2 separate regions of the Homo sapiens genome follow, and region 2 is linked to region 1. A link is a contact called in ENCODE POLR2A ChIA-PET data. All regions are on one chromosome and are shown on one strand. Each heading gives the region's core, a stretch centred on a gene start or an enhancer-like site at or near the end of the contact. The rest is flanking DNA. Distances are from core to core; before and after follow the strand shown. Region 1 overlaps WSB1 (WD repeat and SOCS box containing 1). Region 2 overlaps LINC01992 (long intergenic non-protein coding RNA 1992).

Region 1 (5,138 bases), core at 1,377-3,876:
GCACACCTGTAGTCCTAGCTACTTGGGAGGCTGAGGCAGGAGAATTGCTTGAACCCAGGAGGTGGAGGTTGCAGTAAGCCAAGATCACACCACTGCACTCCAACCTGGACAACAGAGCGAGACTCCATCTCAAAAAAAAAAAAAAATTGTGTTGCCTCATACGAAATGTATTTGGTTTTGTTGGAGAGTGTCAGACTGATCTGGAAGTGAAACACAGTTTATGTACAGGGAAAAGGATTTTATTATCCTTAGGAATGTCATCCAAGACGTAGAGCTTGAATGTGACGTTATTTAAAAACAACAACAAAGAAGGCAGAGCCAGGATATAACTAGAAAAAGGATGTCTTTTTTTTTTTTTTTACTCCCCCTCTAAACACTGCTGCTGCCTTAATTTTAGAAAGCAGCTTACTAGTTTACCCTTGTGGTATAAAGTATTATAAATTGTTGTGAATTTGAAGAATCCGTCTACTGTATTATTGCTAAATATTTTGTTTATACTAAGGGACAATTATTTTAAGACCATGGATTTAAAAAAAAAAAAAAAAACTCTGTTTCTGCAGGGGATGATATTGGTGAGTTGCCAAAGAAGCAATACAGCATATCTGCTTTTGCCTTCTGTTGTTTATCTTACCTGCAGATATTAAGAATGTATGCATTATGTAAAATGCTCAATTATATATTTTTGTTGAGTTTTTTAATTAAAGACTTGTAAAAAAAAAAAACAGTATATTGCAAATGTTTCTTAAATAGGTTAGGTGGAGTACTTTCTCTCTGTCTCCATTGTAAGGTTGATGGTACACCACAGGCAAATTAAGCAAAAAGGACAATGAAGAAAGAATGCAGGACTCAGGCGCTGCTCTAGAATTCATTCAGGGCTCCCCGAGTGCAGCAGCTCTTATGGTGGTTTTGTTTTTAGGAGAACTGTTGTAATAATGCATATTTTAAAAGCATAGGGAAGCTCTAGAACACAGGAAGGTGACTACTAAGCAAGAGAAAAGTATCTTTTAGTGGGGAACTACCAGCCTATAGTAAGTCTATCTGGTTAAAGTAGTTATTATGAAAATCTAGCAGTCTGGGTCCTTTGAGAAGGCATTAAAAAAGCAAAACTCTTATGAGCCATGTGTGATTTTGAAGACTCATTTCCACTGAGAAATTATTTGGAAGTTCCTATGGTTAGCTCTGTTAAGGAATGTAAAAATTTATAGGGGGTGTAGGGTTATCAATTTGAAAGCCAGTAGAAAATCTGCTCAAGTTACTTCTTGAGGATCATCTGTATTTTACAAAAAGAAGCACAAGAAGCATCTAATCTTTATACTTCTTGTGACTTTTTTTCCCCTGCATTTTACTTTGTAATATATCGGCTTTATAATTTTAAAATACACTGGCCGGGCGCAGTGGCCCACACCTATAATCCCAGCACTTTGGGAGGCCAAGGCAGGTGGGTCACTTAAGGCCGGGAGTTCATGACAAGCCTGACCAACATAGTGAAACCCCTGTCTCTACTAAAATTACAAAAATTAGCTGGGCATGGTGGTGGGTTCCTGTACTCCTAGCTACTTAGGAGGCTGAGGCAAGAGAATTGCTTGAACTGGAGAAATGGAGGTTGCAGTGAGCTGAGATCACGCAACTGCACTCCAGCCTGGGTGACAGAGTAAGACTCTAAATAAATAAGATACCATTACTTTTCATATCATTGCATTATTTTTGCTTTCCACACCAACATATCCAGTCAAGTAAAAACAGCTTTTTTTATTTTTTATTTTTTATTTTTTTTGAGACGGAGTCTCACACTGTCACCTGGGCTGGAGTGCAGTGGTGCGATCTTGGCTCACTGCAGCCTCCACCTCCTGGGTTCAAGCAATTCTCCTGCCTCAGCCTCCCAAGCAGCTGGGATTACAGGCGCTCCCCCACCACGCCCAGCTAATTTTTGTTGTATTTTTAGGACAGACGGCGTTTCACTGTTGGCCAGACTGGTCTCAAACTCCTGACCTCGTGATCCGCCCGCCTCGGCCTCCCAGAGTGCTGGGATTATAGGTGTGAGCCACCGAACCTGGCCCAAAACAGCATTTTTGGAAGCTACATTCTGTGAGATGTTCACCTGTTTGCCACCTCTTCTCGTGAAAACCATAGTGAGTGCCAGTGTGAAAGGAAGATTGCAGCGTATATGTCAAGTAGAAACATGTTTGAATTTTCCATTTGTCTGTGGGGAAGAAGGTAATAACAGTAATAACAGACTGAAGGACCAAAGGAAAATAGGGAAGACGTTGATTATGGACTTGGATCAGATTCTAGCTACATGATTTGAAAATGACACTGCCTCTCCTATTTTGCCACAAGCCTGTCATTTGGAGAACTGGCAGATCATTTATGTTCAGATTTAATTTTCTGTTTTAGAATCCCATGGAGTACATGTGAACATAGGAAAATCACACTCAGCAGCCAAGCTATCCTTTTGCGATAATGAAATCACTTTAAAACCTATAACTTGATCTTAGGTTGGCAAATCTTAAACTTAACGATCCTTGAAATTTCCTGCCTGCTGTGACTGTGATGCAGTTGGATTCAACTGGTTTACACTGCTCTTGGGTCGGCAAGACCAAAAAAGGTTGGACTGCACTGTAGCATGCTTATGGGTTGAGGCAGTGGCAGAGGCAGAGGACTTGGCCGTCAGCCAGCCAGCACAGGCGTAAGAAAATAGCATGAGAAGTTTCACGAGCCTGAAACCATTGAGACAGTGATTACAACCTCCATATTAATCAGATGAGGGTTTGTAGGTGACATAGCATTTTACCCAAGTAATTCTGAACAGACTGTGGCTTATGATAATACATTTTAACTAGCAAGTGTGTGGACTATAAAACAAATATCTAGAGTTATATATGGATGTACTATCATTTGGTGATAAAAGCATAGAAAAAGCATAAGTTGGAGTATACTGGGTTTTTTTGTTGTTGTTAAATTCTTTTCCATCAGAAGTAAGAGCTGTTGGCAGCAACTAATAAAATGCAACCTAGTGACATGCTCGTCATAACCTTGGCAGATGTTTATGGTAAGATGCTTGGAAGGAATGAACGTAAGTAGGCAATCTCAACCTGCCCTTTGATCCATAAAGCATTCTTTAGCCACCAGCAAAAATCTGGTCTGAGCCAGGTATAAAGTGACCTGTTTTATTACAGGTGGGTGGGGTAGCTTTGTGTGGTTGTTTTTTGACATTATGTATGCTTTTATTTTTTACTTTGAGGTAGGATCTCGCTCTGTCACCCAAGCTGGAGTGCAGTGGTGCAATCTCAGCTCACTGCATACTCTGCCTCCCCTGGTTCAAGTGGTTCTCGTGCATAAGCCACCTGAGTAGCTGGGATTACAGGCGTGAGCTGGGCCAATTTTTGTATTTTTAGTAGAGATAGGGTTTCATCATGTTGGCCAGGCTCGTCTTGAACTCCTGGCCTCAAGTGATCTGCCCATCTTGGCCTCCCAAAGTGCTGGGATTACGGGCATGAGCCACAGTGCCTGACCAGTCTAGGCTTATCTTAACAGTTGAGGAATCAGAAAATGATTGAATAGGGCTGGAATTGGAGAAGGAAAAAATGATTTAATTCAATTTTTATCAACTCCAGCACTATTTTCTCTATTAGAGACTACTGTCATTATCCTTCTGGTTTCTGTTTTAAAGATACTGATTAAGGAATTTTCTTTATAGTTCCACATAACAGTTGGTCTTCTGGTCTGAAAGTAGTATTACAGGTTTTGTTAGGAAAACCTATAATACAGTGTTGCCTGTCACCGTCATTATAGTGAGTTTGTGTTTGTTTGGTTTTAAATAAGGCTGAAGCATCAATGGCTCTTTCTGAAAAAATTGTTCTCCAAAAGTAAAGTGTGAGCTATAGAAATCATCTAGAACAGGGGTGTCCAATCTTTTGGCTTCCTTGGGCTACATTGGAAGAATTGTCTTGGGCCACACATAAAATACACTAACTGATGAGCTTAAAAAAGAATTACAAAAACAATCTCATAATGTTATTAAGAAGGTTTACGAATTTGTGTTGGGCCACGTTCAAAGCCATCCTGGGCCACATGTGGCCCGTGGGCTACACGTTGGACAAACTTGCTCGAGTATAGATCAGTAAGTAAGAGAAATGAAATGGCTACTCCACTGGGTCGTTTTATGCTTCCGAATTGTTGAATAATAATGAAATGTTCTTATAAAAAATAGATTAAGGATGATGGGCATTAGAGAGATACCTGAGAAAGATAATGATTAAAATAGATCCAAGAGGCCAGGTGCAGTGGCCCTCGCCTGTAATCCCAGCACTTTGGGAGGCCAAGGCAGGCAGATCACCTGAGGTCAGGAGTTCGAGACCAGCCGGCTAACATGGTGAAACCCCGTTTCTACTAAAAATACAAAAAATTAACCCAGCATGGTGGCATGCGTCTGTAATCCCAGCTACTCAGGAGGCTGAGGCAGGACAATCGCCTGAACCCGGGAGGCGGAGGTTGCGGTGAGCCAAGATTGCACCATTGTACTCCAGCCTGGGCAACAAGAGTGAAACTCCATCTCAAAAAAAAAAAGCCAAGAATGAGGCTGATATTAAACAGAAATATATATATATATGTATATATATATATTTTTTGACACGGAGACTCGCTCTGTTGCCCAGACTGGAATGCAGTGGTGCAGGCTCAGCGCACCACAACCTCCGCCTCCCGGGTTCAAGAGATTCTCCTGTCTCAGCCTCCTGAGTAGCAGGGATTACAGGCCGTGCCACCACACCTGGGTTATTTATTTATTTATTTTGAGACGGAGTCTCTCCCTGTCACCAGGCTGGAGTGCAGTGGCACATTCTCGGCTCACTGCAACCTCTGCCTCCTGGGTTCAAGCGATTCTCCTGCCTCAGCCTCCCAAGTAGCTGGGACTACAGGTGCCTGCCACCATGCCCAGCTAATTTTTGTATTTTTAGCAGAGGTGGGGTTTCACCATGGTGGCCAGGATGGTCTCGATCTCTTGACCTCGTGATCTGCCTGCGTCGGCCTCCCAAAGTGCTGGGATTACAGGCGTGAGCCACCACGCCCGGCTGTATTTTTTTTTTTTTTAGTAGAGACAGGGTTCTGCCATGTTGGCCAGGCTGGTCTGGAATTCCTGA
Region 2 (5,138 bases), core at 706-3,205, 650 kb after region 1:
TAACCTTCTCCCTTGCCAAGGCATTTGAGGAGGACTGCAGGCCCTGCAGCTATAATGTCTTTCTCTTGTTCTTTTTTTTTTTTTTTTAACCCAGCAAATCATATTTTCCCAGGAAAGAAGGAGAAGAAAGCAAGCATGGAGAGGGGAGGAATTTACACCAACCAAACACCTTCCACATCCCAGGCACTGTTAATGTGTATTCATTATCTCATTTAATCCTCCTAATAATGCTGTGAGGTACATATTATTATTATCCCTGTTTTACAGATGAGGACACGGAGACTCAGAGAGGGTAAGACAGTTTCTCAAAGTTACACAGAGTAACTAATGGGAGTTAGGGTGAGGTTTCAAGCCCAGCCGAGCCTGTATGGCTCTAAAGCCAATGCTGTTTTCACTATAAGCTTTTTCCTTTTTCTCTTTCCTAGGAAGCAGAATCCTCTTGCCCCTGGAGCCTATGGGGCCATCACAGGGCCAGGAGGTAACCTGATCTCCATCACCCAAGTATCATGCACGGAGCTGGGGCAAAACTCTGTCAAAGATCACAAACAAATTACTCAGTCAAATGTATCCGAGCCACCTCTGGTTCCTCACTTTTGTGTACAAGACAATTGAACTTCTGATATTTGGTTCTGGCCCACTCAGCACTTCAGAGCCTTCAGCCGACCATAACCCTGCCTCCCAGAGCTTAGATCAAGCCAAATAAGGAGCTCTACTCCTTTCCCATATATCTGACCTAGCCCATCACTGAATTCCATTTCTGCTAAATACCGTGATAGCACAGTGGGTCAGCACCCAAGTTCTGGAGCTACACTACCTGGGTTCAAATTCTGGTTCTTAATACTAATAGGACCTCTAGCAAGTTATTCGACCTGTGCCTTGGCTTAGTTTTCCCACGTGCAAAATGGGGTTAATAAAAACACCCAACAAATAAAGTTGCAAGGACTCAGTGAATTAGTACGCAGAAGGGCTCATCATATTGTAAGTTGGCTATTGGTGCTATTTCTGGTTTGATCTAAACACTCTCCACACCCAGAAAGAACACATCCCAGGGCTTGCAGCAGCTCACACTGCAGACCACACTAAACAGCCCTCCCAACCCCTCTTCTCACCTATCACCTCTCAGAGAACCAGCTAGAGACTGGCCTGGAAGCCGTTCAACATAGACAAGGATGCTCTTTGAAGCTGGCTGGGTATGGCCTTAAATAACTCACAAGCCAGCTACCTCCTCTGTTTTCCCTCATGCCGCACAAATGGCTTCACTAACTTCAGGCCTCACTTTGAACCCTCACATCATTTCCTGACATTGCTGGTGCCTGGCCTGGAGGCAGCACCTTACACAGTAAGGAAAAGCAGCTGCTCATTACCTCGCCTCCCCACCTCCATTAGGATAAAAATCACCTCCCAAGATGGGACTCTACAGCCAGAGGGTGAATTGGTGACCTCATTGCTCGGCTCACTAGGTTCCAGGCATCCCTAAATGCCAGTGATCTTTCCTTTCCCTCTGATGTGTCGATGCCAGCCTTTCAGTGGCCAGGATCCCTCCCCTGGCCCCCAGCCTGGTTGTAGAACCACCCTGGCGTGTCAAAGGACTCTGGATTCCAAATGGCATGTTTAGAAGTGTGTTTACTGCCTGTGTTCGTGGTTTTCTACCATCAGGACACCGACTGTTGAAAGCAAAGTTCAAGCCAGGTTGGTGCAAGTTGCAGAAGCAGAAAAAGGATTCTACGCTACGCCTCTCTCCTTCCTTCAACTCAGCTATCCTGGACGCACTAATGTAATGCCATTGTGTTAGTCTGTTTGGGTGGCTATAACAAAATACCACAGACTGCGTGGCTTATAAGCAACAGAAATGTCTTTCCCACAGTTTTGGAATCTGGGAAGTATGAGATCAAGGTGCCAGCAGATTCAGTCTCTGGTAAGGGCCTGCTTCCTGGTTCACAGATGGCAGCTTCTCACTGTGTCCTCACATGGTGGAAGGGGCAGGGGTTCTCTCTCAGGCCTCTTTTATAAGGGCACAAATCCCATTCATAAGGGCTCCACCCCAGTGACCTTATCACTCCTCAAAAGTCCCACCTCCTAATAACATCACCTTGGGGGCCAGGATATCAAAATAGAAATTTTAGAGGAACACAAACATTGAGACAATAGCACTCCATTTATCCACCTGTCCACTTGTCCATGTTCACTGTGCACAGCATTTCCTGGCCCCTCCTCTCCACTGACATATCTTTGTTTCTATATCAGAATTTTTTAAAAAGACATTCAGTAAGCTTCTGATTTGAAGCAGGCCATGTGCTGTTTGGTATGTATTGTCTCAATTACTCCTCACAAATACCTTGGGAGGTAGGTATTTTATATATATATATTTTATGTTTTAAAAATTTTATTTATTCATTCATTTATTTATTTGAGACTGAGTCTCGCTCTGTCGCCCAGGCTGGAGTGCAGTGGTGTGATCTCGGCTCACTGCAACCTCCACCTCCTGGGTTCAAGCCATTCTCCTGCCTCAGCCTCCTGAGTAGCTGGGACCACAGGCACCCACCACCATGCCTGGCTAATGTTTGTATTTTTAGTAGAGACGGGGTTTCGCCACGTTGAACAGGCTGGTCTTAAACTCCTGACCTTGTGATCCACCCACCTCAGCCTCCCAAAGTACTGAATTACAAACATGAATCACTGTGCCCTGCCACGTATATATTTTAACATAGGGTCTTGCTCTGTTACCCAGGCTGAAGTGTATTGGCACTAACACAGCTCACTGCAGCCTCCACCTCCCCAGCTCAAGAGATCCTCCTGCCTCAGCCTCCTGAGTAGCTGAGACTACAGGTGTGCACTACCATGCCTGGTTACTTTTTTTTTTTTTTTTTTTTTGTGCAGAGATGGGTTCTCCCTATGTTGCCCAGGCTGGAATACTATTATTAACCCCATTTTATAGACCCAGAAACTGAGCCTCAGAATGGTTATGAAACTTACCTGGATTCCACATCCAATGAACAGCCACACTGGGATTTAGATGAGGTCTAGCGAACTTTAGAACCCAGTTTTGTTTTGTTTTTTTTTTGAGACGGAGTTTCGTTCTTGTGCCCAGGCTGGAGTGCAATGGCGCAACCTCGGCTCACCGCAACCTCCGCCTCCCAGGTTTAAGTGATTCTCCTGCCTCAGCCTCCTGAGTAGCTGGGATTACAGGTATGCGCCACCACACCTGGCTAATTTTGTATTTTTAGTAGAGATGGGGTTTCTCCATGTTGGTTAGGCTGGTCTCGAACTCCTGACCTCAGGTGATCCACCTGCCTCAGCCTCCCAAAGTGCGGGGATTACTAAGAACTAAGTCTTGTTTTTTGTGTGTTTTGATTTGATTTGATTTGATTTGGGTTTTGTAGAGGCAAGATCTCCCTATGTTGCTGAAGCTAGTACTGAATTCCTGGACTCAAGCAATCCTCCTGCCTCGGTGAGGTCTTATTTTAATAACAGCAGGTCTGGGTCCCTAAAGGACTCTCTGTGACATATGCAGTGATTGGTGTTGCAAGAAACACCAAAGGTAAAGGCTTAGAGTAGCCCCATGAATAGCCAGATTCAAACTCCAACATCCTGGTACCAGGATCTGAGCACTCAACCTGGTCACATAAACTCGGCATGCAAGAGAGAATCAGACAGTGTTTCCCAAAGTGTGTTCTATGGAACCCTCCCCCCAACCTTCTTTTGTTACACCAAAAGAAGGGTTCCACAGTCCAACAGGTTTGGGAAACATTATATATTCTGATTCCTATCTAAAGATTTATAACACTCGTTAGCAATTTTTTTTTTTTTTTTTGAGATGGAGTCTCACTGTCGCCCAGGCTGGAATGCAGTGGCGTGATCTCGGCTCACCGCAAGCTCCGCTTCCCGGGTTCACACCATTCTCCTGCCTCAGCCTCCCGTGTAGCTGGGACTACAGGCACCCACAACCACACCCGGCTAATTTTTTTGTATTTTTAGTAGAGACGGGATTTCACCGTGTTAGCCAGGATGGTCTTGATCTCCTGACCTCGTGATCTGCCTGTCTCGGCCTCCCAAAGTGTGGTTAGCACATTTTTAGTATGAGGATTTTAAGTATCTTTCAGTAAAGAGATCTGTTTGCCTTTATCTATATCAATGTTTCTCCAGTTTATATAATCCCTGAACCCTTTTATCCTTTTTAGTTTCCGTGGAGTCAATGTTCTGTGGAATAGAGTTTGGGAAACACTGTTTTGGTATCTCTACCCTTGCCTGAATTGGGCCAGGTGTGTCTGCAGATCACCAGCCTGCCAGCTATAACCACCCACTCCATAGGTGGTACCAACAAGGTCAGCAGCATGCAGCTTGGGCCCATGGATCAGAGATTACACTCCTATTACTGGCAGGGGCCCATCTAACCCCTGGAGCCTGCAGCCAACTGCCAACCCAGCCCAAAGCTGACCTCGCTTGACTTGATTCCTTATCTTCAGGCACTCTCTGCCTCCCTGGGCTCCCATCAGAACAGCCCAGAAAGCTGCACGCCTGCTTCCTGCCAGAGAGGACATGCTAGATAGAGAGAGCTGGGGTGACAAGCCCAGCTGGAAAGCAAAGTACTTCCCAAAGCAGCACTTAGCAGGGCCATGTGCTGGGGAATCAGCCTTTGCTTGAGCAGAGGCATCCAACAGCTTGCAAGGCAAAGAAACAAACAGCTCCCAAGCACAAAACGCCTTCACAAATGTACGGCGTGTGAAAGAACCCACCTGTCTCTCTGCCACCCCACCCACCCAGGTAACACCCAAAGCAGCAGCAGCAACTGCGGCCGCCTCCACCCGCAACAGCCAAAGTCATGTGAATGCCAAGAGCCTTTGCTTGTCAGCTCCTAAGGACATTTGGCCTAGCACAAAGCCCAGGACAAGAGATCAAGAAATAGTTATGGATGCAAGGGGCCTAGGACAGGGTGAGGTGGATGTGGAAGTGCCTGTGAAATCAATACAGCCTTCTACTTCCTCTTGAAATTTGCTTTCTCGAGCCTCTTTTTAAAGGACCTGGTATTGTCCTTGACTAAGGATCCTGTATGCACAAAGGTATCTAAAACCACGGCCAGCCTAAGGCATTGCTGATTGAGTCCACATGTGTGTATATTTTATTGTTGGGTACATATAGGT

What was found. ChIA-PET counts read pairs that join two places held with the same protein, here RNA polymerase II (POLR2A).
Region 2: POLR2A ChIA-PET joins it to region 1 with 13 read pairs in Panc1. The contact joins two enhancer-like sites. POLR2A ChIA-PET finds 5 or more read pairs at or near these places in 2 of 52 experiments (Panc1 and activated CD4-positive, alpha-beta T cell).

What each region holds. Positions count from the first base shown.
Region 1 is chr17:27,312,910-27,318,047 of GRCh38, forward strand. WSB1 (WD repeat and SOCS box containing 1) reads left to right here. Exons shown (of 9, transcript NM_015626.10): 9 at 1-3,017. Among named protein-coding and RNA genes, the nearest start is that of LINC03146, 17 kb to the right of the region's middle. Within about 2 kb of position 2,627, at least 20 of the 41 ENCODE cell types and tissues checked have a DNase peak (open chromatin) inside an H3K27ac peak, as active enhancers do.
Region 2 is chr17:27,963,901-27,969,038 of GRCh38, forward strand. All of the region lies in intron 2 of LINC01992 (long intergenic non-protein coding RNA 1992), which reads right to left. LOC124903962 (a long non-coding RNA gene) reads left to right here. Exons shown (of 2, transcript XR_007065683.1): 2 at 426-932. Among named protein-coding and RNA genes, the nearest start is that of LINC01992, 25 kb to the right of the region's middle. Within about 2 kb of position 1,956, at least 2 of the 41 ENCODE cell types and tissues checked have a DNase peak (open chromatin) inside an H3K27ac peak, as active enhancers do.